Regions from separate parts of the Homo sapiens genome. Here region 1 is linked to region 2. Evidence: read pairs that join two places in POLR2A ChIA-PET (ENCODE). Cell type or tissue: CD4-positive, alpha-beta T cell. All regions are shown on one strand. Each heading gives the region's core, and the rest is flanking DNA. Links, peaks and the distances in the headings are about the cores only.

The links. Peaks named below come from ENCODE experiments on the same cell type or tissue, not always from the same donor. Only the 100,000 strongest peaks of a DNase experiment are listed, where the experiment ranks them.
Region 1: POLR2A ChIA-PET joins it to region 2 with 5 read pairs; 2 of 35 experiments call an interaction of 5 or more read pairs at or near these places.

Annotation. Positions count from the first base shown.
Region 1 is chr19:2,591,234-2,594,136 of GRCh38, reverse strand. The region is part of intron 2 of GNG7 (G protein subunit gamma 7); the gene reads left to right. Among named protein-coding and RNA genes, the nearest start is that of MIR7850, 38 kb to the left of the region's middle. RefSeq lists an enhancer at 1,179-1,680. In CD4-positive, alpha-beta T cell, for the core only: no CTCF peak of the experiment used is centred there; no DNase peak of the experiment used is centred there.
Region 2 is chr19:1,991,646-1,994,548 of GRCh38, reverse strand. BTBD2 (BTB domain containing 2) reads left to right here. Exons shown (of 9, transcript NM_017797.4): 3 at 1,373-1,529. Among named protein-coding and RNA genes, the nearest start is that of BTBD2, 23 kb to the left of the region's middle. RefSeq lists an enhancer at 737-1,237. In CD4-positive, alpha-beta T cell, for the core only: no CTCF peak of the experiment used is centred there; a DNase peak (open chromatin) is centred at 1,548.

The sequences.
Region 1 (2,903 bases), core at 113-2,612, 600 kb before region 2:
GGCCTCCCAAAGCGCTGGGATTACAGGCGTGAGCCACTGTGCCCGGCCTTGATTTGCAGTTTCTGTAAACAACTTGTATAATAGAAAAGCAGAGAAATAAATTTTCCTCCCCTTCAGAAGCACCTCATGTTTGTTTTAAAGTATAGTATTTAATCCAGATTTGAGAAGGTTTGGGGTGAATGAGGTAAGAAAGTTTTTTTTTTTTTTTGGCATCAAATATTTCGGCCTGCCTCTCAGCTTGCTTCAGAAAACTTAAAACATCACAATAGTAATCAAAACATATATAACATTGAAACAGAAGGAAATGGCATGGACCACAGAACTCCAAGGATTGTTTAAAAAAAAAAAAAAAGTGCTACCCCGGGAAAAGTATTTGCAATTTTTTTTTTTTTTTAGATGGAGTCTCACTCTGTTGCCCAGGCAGGAGTGCAGTGGCACAATCTCGGCTCACTGCAAGCTCCGTGTCCCAGGTTCAAGCGATTCTCCTGCCTCAGCACCCCTAGTAGCTGGGACTACAGGCAGCCGCCCCCATGCCCGGCTAATTTTTGTATTTTTAGTAGAGACGAGGTTTCGCCTTGTTGCCCGGGCTGGTCTCGAACTTCTGACCTCAGGTGATCCACCTACCTCAGCCTCCCAAAGTGCTGGGATTACAGGTGTGAGCCACCACGCCCAGTCCTACTCTTAATACTTTTGAAATCTTTAGAGCAGCTTGAAGGCTTGTAAATATATAGAACGAATATTTTAAAAAACAAAAATTGACTCAATACTATTTCTTTTCACTTTGAAAATATAAAGCACAAAATAAAGACAAACATTCCAAGTTTTTTTTTTAAAAAAGGAATTTTCCACTATACATTTTTAAGAGAGGCAGAGATTAAGAACAACATCAGGCCGTTGGTGACCAAGACCAGAAGCCTCTCCCCTCAATCTGGGTGGCCACAGGCCACTTCTCACCACCCGGTGCCCTGTCCTCTTTGAAGTTTTTAGTCTGTGCTGGATTTTCTTACTTTTTTGTGACCTCAGCTGTTGGTTAGAAAGAGTATGCATTTTCTTTTCTTTTTTTTTCCTCCCTCCCTCTCCTTCCTTCCTTCCTTCTTTCCTTCCTTCCTTTTCTTCTTTCTTTTTTTCCCTTCTCCTTTCCCCTCCCTCCGTCCCTCTCTCCCTCCCTCCCTTTCTTTCTTTCTTCCGTCCTTCCTTCCTTCCTTCCCTCCCTCTCCTTCCTTCCTTCTTTCCTTCCTTCCTTCGTTTTCTTCTTTCTTTTTTTCCTTCTCCTCTCCCCTGCCTCTCTCCCTCTCTCCCTCCCTCCCTCTCTCTCTCTCTCTTTCTTTCTTTCTTTCTCTCTTCCCTCCCTCCCTCTCCTTCCTTCCTTCCCCTCCCCCTCCCCTCCCCTCCCCTTCCTTCCCTCTCCTTGTTGCTCTGTCACCCAGGCTGGAGTGAAACGATGCAATCATAGCTCACTAGAGCCTCGACCTCCTGGGCTCAAGCAATCCTTCTGCCTCAACGTCCTGAGTAGCTGGGACCATGGGCACATACCAGCACACCTGGATGCTTTTTAAAAATTTTTTCTAGAGATAGGATCTTGCTATGTTTCCCAGGCTGGTCATGAACTCCTGGGCTCAAGCGATCTTCCTGCCTCAGTCTCCCAAAGTGCTGGGATTACAGGCATGAGCCACTGCACCTGGCCTTTGTTCATTTCTTTCATCCAGTCTTGCTTGGGTTTTAGAGGAGGAGAGATTTAAAGTGATGTTTTCTGCCACATTGCTAGAAATAAAAATGCTGTGATAGAAGGAGCAATTTTTTTTTAATGTAGCAACTCTACTTTTCAGCCTTTTGAAAAATGTTAAGAGTTGTTTTTGGTTGCCATTTTTTGTCAGTGTGATCAGTGAGCTTCATTCTTTTTAGTTAGCGCGTTCTTGTGTATGGATATGCCAGAGTGACTTGAAGAACACACTACTGATCTTTACAGTTTTTCTTACATCCAAATAATGTTGCAGCAGAAACATCATGGTATACATCACTTTTGACCTTGTCTAAATATCTCAGGAGGTAAATTCCTAAAAGCAGAAATGCAGCTTTAGAAGATAGTGGCATTTACAATTCTGTTAATCATTGACGAATAACCTTCCACAAAGTTTATAGCAACTTGAACTCCTGTCAACAGTGAGTGAAAATGCCAGTTCCCCCACAGCCTTGCCATAATGGTTATCAACTGAATTTAAAAGTTTTGCCAGCCAGTTATGTGAAATTAGTGTCTCTTTGGTGTTATAATATTCATTTATTTGGCCATCAGTGAGATCAGTCACCTATTCCTTTCTTTTCTGATTGTTAGTATCTTTGCACTAAGTACCTCTGTATATCTTCTATTTGGCTATTGAGTTTTTCTTATTGATTTGTAGGTGCTCTTTACATATGACAGGCACTAACACTTTGTTACATATGCTACATATTACTATTTTCTTCCAGTTTGCTATGTGCCTTTTTACTGGCTTTGTGGCTCTCCTCCATCCTAACACACCCATTGTAGAAGAGAGCTTCCTTTGGGCTGGAGCCTTGGGATAGACTTTCCCCCAACTTTGGTTCTTTGGTTGAACAGCCTCAATAGGGAGTTTGGAAACAGACAAACTCAAGGCCACACACTCAGTCCCCTATAATCTCTCCCTTAAAAAAAAAAAAAAAAAAAAAACCCTTTATTTTCAAATTACGAAAACAGTGACATACTAGAAAATCTTAAAAATACCAAAAGGTTTAAAGAAAGGGATGGAAATCATCCTGCATGCATTATTGCCATCTTACAAGAGAGGAAACAGAGAGGAGGCGGAGTAGTATGTTGGCAAATAGTATTGGCAAGTAGGAGTATGCCTGACAAATCTCATAAGAAACAGCAAGGAGGGATGATTATTCTT
Region 2 (2,903 bases), core at 90-2,589:
GATCTCATGATCCGCCTGCCTCAGCCTCCCAAAGTGCTGGGATTACAGGCCTGAGCCACTGTGCCCAGCTGAAAAAAAAATGTGTTTAGAGACAGGATCTCACCATGCCCACACTGGTTTCCAACTCCTGGTCTCAGGCAATCCTCTCGCCTCTGCCTCCCAACGTGCTGGGATTACAGATGTGAGCCACTGCTCCAGGCTGGAGACATTTTTTTATTTTTTATTTTTTTTTTGAGAGGGAGTCTCACTCTGTCTCCCAGGCTGCAGTGCAGTGATACGATCTTGGCTCACTGCAACCTCCGCCTCCTGGGTTCAAGCGATTCTTGTGCCTCAGCCTCCCAGGTAGCTGGGATTACAGGTGTCTGCCACCACACCTGGCTAATTTTTGTATTTTTAGTAGAGGGGGATTTTGCCATGTCGGCCAGGCTAGTCTCTAACTCCTGGCCTCAAGTGATCTGCCCGCCTCGGCCTCTCAAAGTGCTGGGATTACAGGCGTGAACCACCAGGCCGGCCTGTGCTGCTTTTTTTTTTTTTTTTTTTTTTTTTTTTTTTTGAGACGGATTCTCGCTCTGTCTCCAGGCTGGAGTGCAGTGGCGAGATCTCAGCTCACTGCAACATCTGCCTCCCAGGTTCAAGCGATTCTCTTGCCTCAGCCTCCCAAGTAGCTGGGACTACAGGCGCCCACCACCACGCCCAGCTAATTTTTGTATTTTTAGTAGAGACGGGGTTTCACCATGTTGGCCAGGCTGGTCTGGCACTTCTTGACCTCAGGCGATCTGCCCGCCTCAGCCTCCCAAAGTGCTGGGGTTACAGGCGTGAACCACCAGGCCCAGCCTGTGCTTCTATTTTTGATCGGCCCAACTTCTGATCTGTATTCAGTGTCGTGTGGGCCCCTCGCTGGCAGGTGGTAATAGCGTCCATGATTATCCATGATCCTAATTAGCGTGTTGGGTTCTATGATCCACCCAGAAGTGGTTGAGGTTTTCGGTGGTGCCCGAGGTGGGGAACCAACAGTTCCTCATGGAAAAGGTGCCCAAGAAGGAGACACCCAGCTCCCAGTGCCCTCTCCTGGGGCATCCCGGGCAGAACAAGACAGGCCATATAGACGCTTCCGGGTGTGTGCTGTGTAGATGGGTTCAGCCTCTTGCTCGTTTTCATGGGTGACCACCTTGCCAAGTCGTGTCCCTATGTCAGAGGGCAACGGACAGGGGCTAATTCTGGAAGGTTCCTCGGGGAACCTGATGTGGGTGTTTGGGTCCTGCCAGCTCAAGGGCCGGTGGCCGAGTCTAACGGTCTGAGTGGTCCCCTGACGCTCTCCCCTGGGGGCGGGCATGGCGGTCCCACCTCACGGCCACCCGCGTTGCTTCTGCAGGTTTCTCTACTCGGACGAGGTGCAGATTGGCCCGGAGACGGTGATGACCACGCTATACACCGCCAAGAAGTACGCGGTGCCAGCGCTCGAGGCCCATTGCGTGGAGTTCCTGAAGAAGAACCTGCGAGCCGACAACGCCTTCATGCTGCTCACGCAGGTGGGCGGGGCCGGTACGAGGCGGGGGCGGGGCCAGGCCTGGCTGGAGGCGGGGCCGGGGTGGGGCGGACCGAGGCTGGAGGCGGAGGCGGGGCCGGGGGCGGGCCCGGGAGGCAGCAGGCTCCTGCCTGGTAGTAAAATGTGTTTTGGGCCGGGCGTGGTTGCTCACGCCTGTAATCCCGGCACTTTGGGAGGCCGAGGCGGGCAGATCACCTGAGCTCAGGCGTTCCAGACCAGCCTGGCCAACATGGCGAAATCCTATCTCTACTAAAAACACAAAAAAGAGCCGGGCGTGGTGGCGGGCACCTGTAATTCCAGCTACTTGGGAGGCTGAGGCAGGAGAATTGCATGAACCTGGGAGGTGGAGGTTGCAGTGAGCCGAGATCGCACCACTGCACTCCAGCGTGCATGACAGAGCGAGACTCCACCTGAAAAAAAAAGATGTGTTTTGGACTTTTCCGTGATACTTCAAAAAATTATTGGCAGGGTGCGGTGGCTCACGCCTGTAACCCCAGCACTTTGGGAGGCCAAGTAGGGAGGATTGCTTGAGGCCCGGAGTTCTAGACCAGCCTAGGCAACATAGAGAGACCCCGTTTCTACAAAAAATTAAAAAAAGATTCAGGCCGGGCACTGTGGTTCATGCCTGTAATCCCAGCATTTTGGGAGGCTGAGACAGGCAGATCACCAGAGGTCAGGAGTTTGAGACCAGCCTGGCCAACATGGTGAAACCTCATCTCTACTAAAAAAAAATATTTCATAAATTAGCCAAGCACGCTGGTGCATGTCTGGAATCTCAACTACTTGGGGGACCAAAGCAGGAAGATTGCCTGAGCCCGGGAGGTTGAGGCTGCAGTGAGTGGAGATGGCGCCACTGCACTCCAGCCTGAGTGACAGAGTGAGACCCTGTCTCTAAAAAAAAAGTAAAATAATTTTTTTTTGAGACGGGGTTTCTCTTGTTGCCCAGGCTGGAGTGCAATGGCACGATCTCAGCTCACTGCAACCTCCGCCTCCAGCGTTCAAGCGATTCTCCTGCCTCAGCCTCCACAGTAGCTGGGATTACAGGCCCCCACCACCGCGCCTGGCTAAAAAAAAAGAAAAAAAAAAACCAGAGAGAACTTTCTCTCTCTCTCTAAGGAAATGTCAGGTAGACAGAGCAGGGCCAGGGATCTCAGGGGACCCCAGTTGGGCTCTGTGCAGCCCAAAGGGCGGGGGCTGGGGAGGTCGTGCAGGCCAGGGAGGCTGAGAGGACGTGGGGCCAGTACGGGTGGACGGCCGCTTGGGAGCCGTGAGCTCCTGGTCGGGGGTGGAGGGTGGCCAGAGGGGACAGCGGCACTGGGTCCTCCAATGGGCTTTGGGGGTCCGGCATCCTGGAAAG